2 separate regions of the Homo sapiens genome follow, and region 1 is linked to region 2. A link is a contact called in ENCODE Hi-C or POLR2A ChIA-PET data. All regions are on one chromosome and are shown on one strand. Each heading gives the region's core, a stretch centred on a gene start or an enhancer-like site at or near the end of the contact. The rest is flanking DNA. Distances are from core to core; before and after follow the strand shown.

Region 1 (5,703 bases), core at 2,816-5,315, 100 kb after region 2:
CAGCCTAAGTTCGGAAAGAGTTTTAATCAGCAAATCTATTTGCTTAGAGCATTCTAATCACTTGAAGACTTTTTTCTTTTTCTTTTGTTTTTTTTTTTTTTTTTTTTTTTTTTGAGACAGAGTCTTGCCCTGTCGCCCAGGCTGGAGTGCAGTGGCGCGATCTTGGCTCACTGCAAGCTCCGCCTCCCGGGTTCACGCCATTCTCCTGCCTCAGCCTCCCGAGTAGCTGGGACTACAGGCGCCCGCCACCACGCCCGGCTAATTTTATTTTTATCAGAGATAGGGTTTCACCGTGTTAGCCAGGATGGTCTTGATCTCCTGACCTCGTGATCCGTCCGCCTTGGCCTCCCAAAGTGTCTCATTACAGGCATGAGACACTGCACCTGGCCAAAGACTTTTCTTTTACTATAAAGACCTATTCACTGGATATTCTTATTGATCTCAAGTACAGCCTAAGCATTAGTTTTTATAGCTACTAGGGGGATTCTAATATAGACCCAGGATAAAGAATTAGTGCCTAGAGTCTCAGCATCTCCATACCATGCAACTTCATAATTATGTATCCAATTAAAGATACAGAACCTCTTATAATTTCTAGATGAGAATCTAATGGTCCCATGTAAAATATATTTCATACTGAACCCTCCAAACTCTTGCCACGCAACATGGAGTCTACGGGGAAGCAGCACTTATTCCTTAGGAGCTTGTTGGAAATGCAGACTCTCAGGCCCCATCCTAGACCTATAGAATTAGAATCTGCATGTTAACAAGATCCTCAGGTGACATGTATACACATTACAGTTTTAAAAAGTATTGCCCTTAGCCATTGTCATAAATCTTGGACTCTGTCAGAGAGAAGATCACTAGAGTGTAGTCCTTTCTTGAGAAGACTGGAGTACACTGAGCCCCCATGGTGCTCTAACTGGGCCAGTCTACTCACCGTTCCCAATCCTCGAGCTCCACTGGAAGGCAGTAAAGCACAGCAGTGACAACCACCTTAAGTTCTACAGTCCCAAGCTGCACAACATTGTGCAAATCACTTAACCATTCTGTGCCTCAGTTTCTACATCTGTTAAAGATGGAAAATTACTGCACCAACCTCATCAAGTTGCTGTGACAATTAAACATGTTAACAACACATGTCAAGTGCCTAAATATAAGATGTGCTCAACACATGGGAGCAGCTGGCTGCTGTGACTGTTTCCACTGCTCCCACTGTTCTCCTTACCAAGAGCAGCCTTCTCAAATGGCTATTCAAAACATCCCCATATCCTTGACAATACTGACCTCTTCTGAGCAACCCATATCACTCCACTCATTCATATCAAGACACATTTCATATTCTGGGTGCTGGAGCTTCAAAGACAAATACAACACAGTATTTGCTTCAAAGGATTTATATGCTAAGTAGGTAACAGAAATACAACACCTAAAATAAAATATGGTAAGTGGTACAGTACATTATAAAAAGTAAGTGCTACAGAAAAAGGGAAAATTTTTGTCTTGAAAGTTCAAGGTCATTATCACAATTAGTCCAATCTAACTAGAAAACAGGGTTTTTACAGCAGTGGTTCTGCCTACTTCTGCTTAGTGGCTCCACTAGGAACATGAGTAACTGTGGGTATCTAGTGCAGTAATTCCCAGAAAAAAAGAAAGGACAGAGATACAGATCAGAAACTTGTTAGATGGGAAACACGATGTGAAGAAAGAGAAAAGACAAGACATGAGCCTAGAAAGATGGATGGGGGCATAAAGGGTTTTGAACAGCTCACTAAGGAGTTACACTTTATTCTGGCAAGGGAAATTAACAAAAACTGGGAAATACAATGTGCTAAATATCTTCACAAACATTATGAGTAATGACCAAGGCATCTTCTGACATTCATTTCTGCCAATCACTGTTCTAGGAAGTTTTACATACTGGTCCATCAGATACAAAAGAAGCATTTACCATATGCTAGGTACTGTAATGGGTTGTGAGGTGATAAAAATGAGTAGAAGAATGCTGCTTTCATTAAGAAGGTTGCAAATGCAAGCAGTGAAATAAATGCAATGATGCCTTAACAGAAAATAAGTACATGGCACAGTGAGAGACAAATGACACATTAAAGCAAATCTGGAAAGGCATCACAGGGGACGTATGAATTGAACTGGCCCTTGAAACATGACTCAAGAAGTTTGCCAGGCAGAGTACAGAGAAAAAAGGCGGCAAAGGTGCAAAGATGTGAACACCATAGTTAACCTAGGAAACACAAATGGGAAAGCCTAGTCAGAGTACAGGTTGTTAGAAAAGAGTAACAGGAGATAAGATTAAAAAAAAAAAAAAGCAGAGCAAGATGTTGAAAACAACTGCCAGGCAATGGAGTGTGGACTTTATGAGGTACCATTAGAGTGTGTTTAAAGCATCAAAGAGAAAAAACTGAATGGGCTTTAGAAAGATCATATGTAGGAGCTTTCTAATGGAAAGATCTCATAATTAGGAGACCATTACAATTGAAGAGGCAAAAAACAAGGGCTTGAAGCTGGGCGCAGTGGCTCACGCCTGTAATCCCAACATTTAGGAAGGCTGAGGTAGGTGGAGTTCAGGACCAGGCTGGGCAACACAGCAAGACCCCATCTATGCAAAAAATAGAAAAATCAGCCAGGCATGGTGGCACATGCCTATAGTCCCAGCTAGTCAGAAGGCTAAGGTGGGAGGATCAATTGAGCCCGGACATTAAAGGCTGCAGTGAGCCTTGATTGCGGCACTGTACTTTCAGCCTGGGTGACAGAGCAAGACCCTGGCTCAAAAAATAATAGTAATTTCAAATGAGGGCCTGAAAGCTATTAAACATAAATACCACTGAGTGATATTCACACATAAAAAATGGTAAGACTTGATGAATGACTAGATGTGAGAAGGCAGGATAAGGGAAGGGGAGTTTCTAGGAGGGTATCCAGGTTTTGGAATGCTGCAACTGAAGAGATGGCCATGCTACTCACCAGGACAAGAAGAGGCAGAGCAAGTTATAGCATCAATCTCCCAAACCACCCAGTGAGGTGGTGATCATTATTCCAATTTTGCATGCTGAGAAAGTGAGGTTTAGTCACCTGTCTAGGGGCATACGGACCTAAGTGGTTGGTTCAGAATTCACTTTATACTTAGTATTACTCTAAAGACCATACTAGCTCCCTCAAAGGTAGAGTTGCCTTGCTGAGTTTTAAATATTCAGAATGACATAAAAGAATCAATGAAGGGCCAGACGCGGTAGCTCACGCCCATAATCCCAGCACTTTGGGAGGCCGAAGCGGGTGGATCATGAGGTCAGGAGATCGAGACCATCCTGGCTAACATGGTGAAACCCTGTATCTACTAAAAATACAAAAAATTAGCCAGGCGTGGTGGTGGGTGCCTGTAGTCCCAGCTACTCAGGAGGCTGCGGCAGGAGAATGGCGTGAACTCGGGAGTCAGAGCTTGCAGTGAGCCAAGATCACGCCACTGCACTCCAGCCTGGGTGACAGAGCGAGACTCCGTCTCAAAAAAAAAAAAAAAAAAAAAAAAAGAATCAATGAAGTGCAGCAAACAGACAGGATGTGGTAAATGAAGAGTGGCCTATCACAAAGAGGCCTCTGTCAAGGCAGATTCCAATGCCATTAAGGAAACGAGTAATGCAGAAGGAAATATACTAAGCAAAAATCTCCTTGAGGCCAGTCTGTTTTTCAACTTCGCATCTTTGGTGCCTGGAATATTGTCTGGTCCATAGTAGACAGTTAATAAATGTGTGCTAAATGAATGAATAAAAGAACAAAAGATAAGCAGGTTTGATGGAAGGCAAGCTCAATTTTAGATGTGTTGTGCTTGATGCCCTTGTAGGTCAAAGGAGAGGCACTGAAAAAGGTGTCTAGAGGGAGGTGTTGGTAATTTTGCAGCCACCCATATAAAAATAACAAAGCACATTAATGAATATTATCATAGAGTAGCAAGAAGAGAATCCCAGATTGATCCCTTAAAATGGGTACAAGAAGTCAGTGTGAGGAACTGAGAGCATGGTTAAAAATATACTAGTACCAAATGGAAGGAGCAGCGCTAAAGCCAAAAAGAGAACTGAATCCAATGTTCAATCTTCACAAGATGTAACAGAAAGAACAAAAAAACCTGGACAAGAATGTATTCAAGCGTCTAGTCTAGATCTTACTACCACTACAGGCAAAGGGGAGGGAGCTAGAAACACAGCTGTGGTTCTCAAGTTGGCTGCATACCAGAAACCTGGGAAACTTTAAAAACCACTCATGTTTGGGTTCAATCCTGAGATTCTAATTTAACTGATGTGGGATAAAACCTGAGTATGAGAATTTCCTAAATCTCCCCAGCTGATGCTAATATGCAGCAAAGTTTGAGAAACATGGGGAGAGAAGTAGTTAAATGACACAAGAAGCAATCATCCGAATCCAGAATGTACAATATGCTAGATCAAATAGATCACTTTTTTTGGAAAGTAGTGTTACAAAATAAAGCCTAATGAGAGAAACCAGGGCTCCCTGGAGAACTGATCAATTCCACAGTTGCAGCAGAGAAAATACAAGATAAGCCTTCAGCATTTTTGTTGCAAGAAATTAAAGAGCGCTCAAAGTGGGTTTCAGGGAGAGAGGTATATCAAAAGGGCATAGGAGCCAACCTGAAAGAACTTCTAATAGCCAAAGATAGAACAATTTGAGCATATCAATTACTGTAACACTGGAATATAACTCATAGAGCACCCATGAGTCCACACTGTTATAAACGAATAAACGGGCTGGGAATGCTGGCTCACATCTGTAAAGCCATACCTGTAAACCCAATAGTTTGGGGGACAAAGGAGGGAAGATCACTTGAGCACAGGTGTCTGAGACTAGCCGAGGCAATACTGTGAGACCCCATCTCTATAAAAAACATAAAAATTAGCCAGGTGTGGTGTTGTACACCTGTAGTCCTAGCTTCTTGTGGGGCTGAGATGGGAGGATCATTTGACCCCAGGTGGTCAAGGCTGCAACAAGCCATGATCACCACCACTGCACTCCAGCCTGGGCAACAGAGCAAGACCTTCTCTCAAAAATAAAATAAAATAAAAGGCCGGGTGTGGTGGCTCACACCTGTAATCCCAACACTTTGGGAGGCCGAGGCAGGCGGATCACCTGAGGTCAAGAGTTCAAGACCAGCCTGACCAACATGGTGAAACCCTTTCTCTACTAAAAATACAAAAATTAGCCAGGCATGGTGAAGAATCGCTTGAACCTGGGAGGCAGAGGTTACAGTGAGCCGAGATTGTGCCACTGCACTCCAACCTGGGCGACGGAGTGAGACTTTGTCTCAAAAAATAAACAAACAAAATGAATGAATGAAAGAAAGAAAAGAAAAGGAGACAGCTCCTCCTTGTAAAAATAAAATAATCTCAATGTAAAAAAGATTAAGGACAACAGAACACAAGAATGTTTTTGCTAAAGTAACCACTAAAGCCAAGATTCACGAGTGAACACTGAATTAATCTGCAAAAGTTTGAGGAAAAACAGAATACTAGGTGCCTAGTTGCAAAGTTATCTTTGCAAAATATTTATCAACAAAGGAACAAACAGTAACTTTACAGTGCAGATACCTGGCAGCTAGTATCAGCCAAGTGATCAAGGTTAACATCACCAAAAATAAGATATCAATATTATGTTGCCTGATATGGTACCCTGAGAAGGGCA
Region 2 (6,264 bases), core at 3,435-5,934:
CCCTGAAATCTTTGTGAGGTGGCATCGCACCAGCTCAGCACAGAAGCAAAGAATGGCAGCCTTCAGGAATCCCCTGGCTCTGAAGTGGACCTGCTCCCTGCAACAAGTTCTTCTCACTTTCACTGGGCTGTGACAGTACCTCCCAGCCTCTCTACCTCTTTAACCCTTCCTGTAGGAGACCCAGCTAACATCCTTCTTAGGGGCTTTTATCCTGCCATTACCCTACTCCAGGGCCAAACACAGCTCCCAATGGCCCAATGAACCAAATGCAAATTGTTCTTCTCAATCTTCAAAACACTTTGCTGAGGCTAGTGACCCACTGTTACATCTGCCCTCTTCGTCCCTTCCTTCCACCTCACAGCAGTTGTATCCATTTCTTCATTGTGTCTCTTCCTGTTACAATCCCTGCGCGCACACACATAGTCCTACCTTCAATTATTTATTCATTATCCAATATTTATTGAGAACATCTTATGTGCTGGACACCAAGTTTGGTGTTCACAGTGCAGCTGGGAACAAAACAGAGCAAATTGGTTGGGCGCAGTGGCTCATGCCTGTAATCCCAGCACTTTGGAAGGCCGAGGCGGGCGGATCACAAGGTCAGGAGATCAAGACCATCCTGGCTAACAGGCTGAAAACCCGTCTCTACTAAAAATACAAAAAATTAGCTGGGTGTGGTGGCAGGCCACTGTAGTCCCAGCTACTTGCCAAGGCTGAGGCAGGAGAATGGCCTGAACCCGGGAGGCAGAGTTTGCAGTGAGCTGAGATCGCGCCACGGCACTCCAGCCTGGGTGACACAGTGAGACTCCATCTCAGAAAAAAAAAAAAAAGAAAGAAAAAGAAAAAAGAGCAAATCCCCACTGCATGGAGCTTTCGGTCTAGAGCAGTTTCTCAACCTCAGCACTACTGACATTTGGGGCTGGAAAATTATTTGTTGCTGGGGGCAAACTATGCATTATAGGTCTTTACAACCTCTTTGGCCTCTTCCCTCTGCATGCAGCAGCACTCTCCTCTCCCCAGTGTGAATGCCACAGAAGTCTCCAAACATTGCCACGGGGAATAGGGGATTGAGAACCACTGGTCTAGAGCAGCAGGAGGAGCTTGTTGCAGCTTGCAGATCGCCTGGGGAGCTTGTTACAAAGGCAGGTTAGTAGATCTCACCCGAAGACAGTCAGATTCAGGGGCTCAGGAGTCTGCATTTCAATGGTCCTCCAGTTGGTTCTGATTCAGGCCCTCCCAGAGCCTCTGCTTGAAGAACACTGGTCAAGTGTTTGTAGACAGGAGACAGACTGATGATAATCACATCAGGCCAGTTCATTACAATCATGATATATGGAGGAAACAAGATAGGTAAGCAGGTGCTAGGGGTGACACTGATGTGACAGCCACATCCAGTTCAAGATCAGGACTAACCAATGATTAAGCCAAGTGCTGCAGTGTAGGTAGGGTCAGGTGTGGGAGAGACGGGAGGAAATTGTGACACACTTGCATCTCTGCACCTTTGCTCCTGCCCACTTTTTGGATGTGCATGCCCCCTGCCCCCACCCTCAAATCTTACCCTTCCTTCAAGGCCCACTCAAGTTCAACTTCCTCTGGGCACAGTCTTGCCTAACTTCTCCAGCCTATCAGTGCTTCTCTTCTCAGACAGTTTAACATTCACTTTCTGTTTCATTTGTGGCTATTTTGTTGCCCCAAATAGACTTCGAGTCCTCTGAGTACCAAGACCACATCATCTCCTTCTTTACAGACCCTTATCTACAGGCACGCTTCCAGGATCAGCCCTATACAAGTTTTGCCTGGTTGATTGGGTTGAGTCTCTAGAGTGAGGCCTGCAAGATAGCATCTATGCGATTCAGGGGGTCAGGGTCTCTGTGAGGGAGGAAGGGAAGCACCTTGTGTGCCTGCTGAACTCCTGGCAGCTAGCCCACCCACCCAAGACCAGGGAGGACTTGCCAGAGCAAGCAGGTAGTTTGGTTGGCGTTTGCCATGGGCGGTTGTATTTTCCCCCTGTTGACAAGGCAGAAGGAATCCCAGCAGCCCCAGCAACTTTGGGGAGGTGCCGGGAGGGGGCAGGAACCCAGAGCTGCCCTGCTGAAGAGCAAGTGCCAAGACAGCAGCAGGCAATCGGCCTGCAGGGCCGCAGCAAGCTGTGGGGGACCCAGCTGTCCTTGCATAGGATCATCTCAGGGGCAGCAGTAGCCAAAACAAGAGGCAGGCCCAATCAGATCCAAGAAGCCAGGAGACTCCGAAGATGGCCTTTAAAGCCACCAGTGTCAGACAGCACTCAGGAGCTGCCACCAACCAGGGAACGCTCCCTGGGAAGGTCCGGAGCAGCAACTGGCTGTAAACAAATGTTCAGAACAAGGTGCCTCATTACTCCCCAGCTCCGGGGGAGTTACAAGGAGGGGAAACAGCCTAAGTGCTCGGCTTTTCCACTGGACAGCGACACCTAGCAGCGATCCTCACCCTCCCACCTTCGTGGGCAGCCCAGATTGGGAGCACCCATACCTGATGTATCCACCTCACCCAAAGGATGAGAAGAGGGCTGTTTCGTTATGGGGAAGTTTAGAGAAGAAGGTGGGATGCTTACTTAGCTAGAGAGACATTTATTTTCCTATCAACCTAGGGGAGGGGCGGTGAGAGTAGGGAGACACTAGCAGCAAACTAAAAAACAGCCCAGCAGCTAGGAGAGAGGGCTCTTGCCAAGAGAGGCTCTGATATGGGTGTATCCTAGAGCAAGAACCTCCCCTAATCTCTCAAACCAGGCGGAGGAACCCCAAGTGTTTCCTTAAGCCAGCAGAGCCGGCAGAAGGAAGTGGCTGGCATTTCAGTGTATCTTCTGCAAATAGAGAGGCTGAGGCTGTGCCCGAATTGAATTTCTGAGTGACACCTCCTACTGCTCTTTCTCTTGGAGTTTAACCGTGGATTGGGGTGGAGTAGGGGGAGAGCCCAACGAGGGGTTAACTTATGCTGCAGCTCTGACCTTTTGCGCTAAGGATGAGAAAAAAAAAGCCATCTGTTTCAGAAGGAATCAGGTTGTTGAGTTTCACAGATCCAGTGGCTGTGGGATTGTAAGACTTCACTATCACTATCCCTGTCGCATAGCCACAGCCCACACTACCACCCCCACCGAACCCGAAGCTCCTGGAGGGGAAAATGCTTTTTCTCCCAAGGGTCCTTACGAAAGTTCAGGACTCGCGAGGTTATAAACAAACAAACAAACAAACAAACAATCGATACGATTTTGAGCCCTCCGACCCCGGAGTCCAAACAAATGGCCATAGAACTGTGGGTCTGGAGGACACCGCTCCGATCCATGCGGTCTCTCCGGGTATTAAATGGATTTATCGTCAGCCTGGTTGCTTGGAATTCTATTCTGTCCTTCATTTTTCACAGCGGAACAAAGTTGTCTGGACCCTCCAGCCAGCGCTGGGCAGAAGCAAGCAAGGATGCTCTTGGAAACGCGGTGGCCCAAGCCTAAGCGGCCATGCTCGGGGCTAGGAGCGGACCCCACGGCCACTCACCCCGGGGCGCTGCGACCGAAGCTGCCGCGGCCACTGCCACCCGGGGGCTCGCCGGCCGGCTCCGCGCATCCCGCCCTCTCAATGGACTTTCTTACCTCTTAATGTAGTTCCTGCCATACAGGATCTGTTGCAGCAAGGTCACCAAGGCAAAGGCGCAGATGAAGATGAAGAGCAAAGTTCGGCTCCCCAACAAATCCCGGTTGGCCGAGGGGTCCGCGTAGCGCATCCTGGCTACCGGGCGCCGCGGGCGCGGGGTACGGGGCGGCCAGGCAATGACTCGCGGGGTTCCGGGGCCCCGGGGGGCGCGCGGCCGACTTGGCGCCTCACGGTGCGGTCAGGCAGGCGGGGGACTTCGAGGGGCAAAGTTTCTGGTTGGCGCGGCCGGAGCTGGGGGCATCCAAGCGTCGCAGGCGCTGGGGCGGCAAGCAGGACAGGGCCGGTGGCAGGGAGCTCTGCCGCGGCCAGGGGCCTTCCCCACCCCCGGGTACCTTTACCTCCAGGCGCCGGTGCCGGGTAGCCGCCGATTTCCCCGCGGAGGGGAGACGCCAGGTGCCACGAGCCGGAGGCGGCCCCTCCCGCCGAGGTGGCGGCCAATGGGGAGCAAGACCCGGGCTCCGTCCCCTGTGCGCCCCAGCGCGCCGCGCATCGACCCCTCCAGTCCGGCGCCGGATCGCGGTTGCCCAGCGCGCTGTGCCCTGCCGGGGGCGGGCCACGTTTGATCTCCGGGCCCGCAGCAAGGGATCGCGAAGGTTGGCCTCCGGTTCTGCCGATAGGGACGGGGGGAGGGGGCGTACAAAACACCCGCGCAGTCTGGCTAATGATAGGCGGGCCGTGGGGAGGGGGAGGGGCGGAGCGCAAAACGCCGGGTTTGAATCTTGGAATTAAAAAGAGGGCAGGGGCTGGGCGCGGTGGCTCACTCCTGTAATCCCAGCACTTTGGGAGGCCGAGGCGGGCGGATCACAAGGTCAGGAGTTCAAGACCAGCCTGGCCAATATGGCGAAAACCCGTATCTACTAAAAATACAAAAAACAAAATTAGCCAGGCGTGGTGGCACGCGCCTGTAGTCCCAGCTACTTGGGAGACTGAGGCAGAAGAATCGCTTGAACCTGGGAGGCGGAGGTTGCAGTGAGCCGGGATCGCGCCACTGCACTCCAGCCTGGGCGACAGAGCGAGACTCCGTCTCAAAAAGAAAAAAAAAGAAAAAAAAGAGGGCAGGAAGAGGAAACAACAGTTGCGGAGCTGGACTTGATGGAAGGGAGCATTTGCGTGCGGCGCGCAGGGCACTGAGTCACCATCGTGGCCGCGTCCTCGCGCTCTCCTAGCGATTTCTCCGGAGAAAGCGGAGCAAGGTCAGCCGGGCAGCCCTTCAAGGACGGCGCGCCGCTCCTGCATGCTGATGGCCTGCGGGGCTGCCTGCCCGTGCCCCGGCGCCCAACTCCTACAAGGAAGAAATTCAGGGGCTCCCCGCCCCCGCCACAGTCCTCTTCCCCCTCCCCAGCTGCAACTCGGCAGCCGTTCGTCAAAGACCCTGTTGTCACCGAGACACTGGGACCTTGTCTCATCCTTGGAACCACTCGTAAATCTTAGGTCAGGCAGCCGGCAGCCTTCGGGGACCACAGTCCCCCCAAAGCTTTAGGAAGCCAGTTACTACATCCGGAAAGATTCGTGCTTCAGAACGCAAGCCAGGGAGAATAATCACAGAAACGCAATGCGAATGTCGTGCCTCTCAGAAATTCTTAGCCTGAAATACCGTCCCCACCCCCCAACCCGGCCAGGCGACAGTCCTGTCATCCTAACACCGCAGAGGCTCCAAGCGCTGGGAGTCGTGTGCCCGCGGCGCTCGCCACTGAGGCCGGTTGGAAGATTCTAGGGTGCCCCTTCCCAGGTTCCAGCAGGCACTCCGGGATGTTCTAGAGTCAGGCCAGGGATTCAACAGCGAACCTGACCGAAACTCAAACCTCAGCACAAGAACTTTGATGGGGGAAGTGCCCAGACTCCAATACTCTCGACCTTGGCATTTAGTAGTTTCTTCTTTGAACTGGAAAGATCAAATAATGCACAGTAAAATCTCATGATAAGGGTTCCACCAAGAATTCGGGATTTGTGTTAATTCATAAGGCAGAAGTGGCCCCTGTGCTATCCATGAAGAGTTTCTGTATTTCTCTGCAAGGTCACAGGTAGGCTTTTTTTTTTTTTTTTTTTTTTTTTTTTTTTTTTTTTTTGAGACGGAGTCTCGCTCTGTCGCCCAGGCCGGACTGCGGACTGCAGTGGCGCAATCTCGGCTCACTGCAAGCTCCGCTTCCCGGGTTCACGCCATTCTCCTGCCTCAGCCTCCCGAGTAGCTGGGACTACAGGCGCCCGCCACCGCGCCCGGCTAATTTTTTGTATTTTTAGTAGAGACGGGGTTTCACCTTGTTAGCCAGGATGGTCTCGATCTCCTGACCTCATGATCCACCCGCCTCGGCCTCCCAAAGTGCTGGGATTACAGGCGTGAGCCACCGCGCCCGGCCACAGGTAGGCTTTTTAACCAATTAAAGAAAAACTCCAACATTTAGAGGGCCCATTATTATAATAATTCCTGTATTTGTTTGCTGTCTGGCACATAAAAACGTGCTTCACTTGCATATATTAATGAATTTTCACCTCCTAGCCCCTGGCTAACCCATTTTACAGCTGAAAGGACTAAAGCAACAGATGCCCAAAGTAACTCACCTAGCAACAAGTCTTGGGATTCTGAGAT

What was found. A loop is a pair of places that touch in the nucleus more often than their neighbours do. ChIA-PET counts read pairs that join two places held with the same protein, here RNA polymerase II (POLR2A). Pooled maps may share reads with other maps.
Region 1: a map with no recorded cell type shows a loop between it and region 2 (4-fold over the local background). The contact joins the enhancer-like site here to the promoter of ST8SIA5-DT in region 2. A Hi-C loop is called at or near these places in 1 of 37 single-sample maps with no recorded cell type and 2 of 50 pooled maps. POLR2A ChIA-PET finds 5 or more read pairs at or near these places in 1 of 52 experiments (activated naive CD4-positive, alpha-beta T cell).

Annotation. Positions count from the first base shown.
Region 1 is chr18:46,855,911-46,861,613 of GRCh38, forward strand. The region is part of intron 3 of PIAS2 (protein inhibitor of activated STAT 2); the gene reads right to left. Among named protein-coding and RNA genes, the nearest start is that of PIAS2, 59 kb to the right of the region's middle. RefSeq lists an enhancer at 3,778-3,847. Within about 2 kb of position 4,066, at least 2 of the 41 ENCODE cell types and tissues checked have a DNase peak (open chromatin) inside an H3K27ac peak, as active enhancers do.
Region 2 is chr18:46,752,759-46,759,022 of GRCh38, forward strand. It overlaps ST8SIA5-DT (ST8SIA5 divergent transcript), which reads left to right and starts at 4,685. Exons shown (of 3, transcript XR_001753434.3): 1 at 4,685-5,701; 2 at 6,039-6,264. ST8SIA5 (ST8 alpha-N-acetyl-neuraminide alpha-2,8-sialyltransferase 5) reads right to left here and starts at 4,295. Exons shown (of 7, transcript NM_013305.6): 1 at 3,620-4,295. The coding sequence starts at 3,750. RefSeq lists a silencer at 3,878-4,267.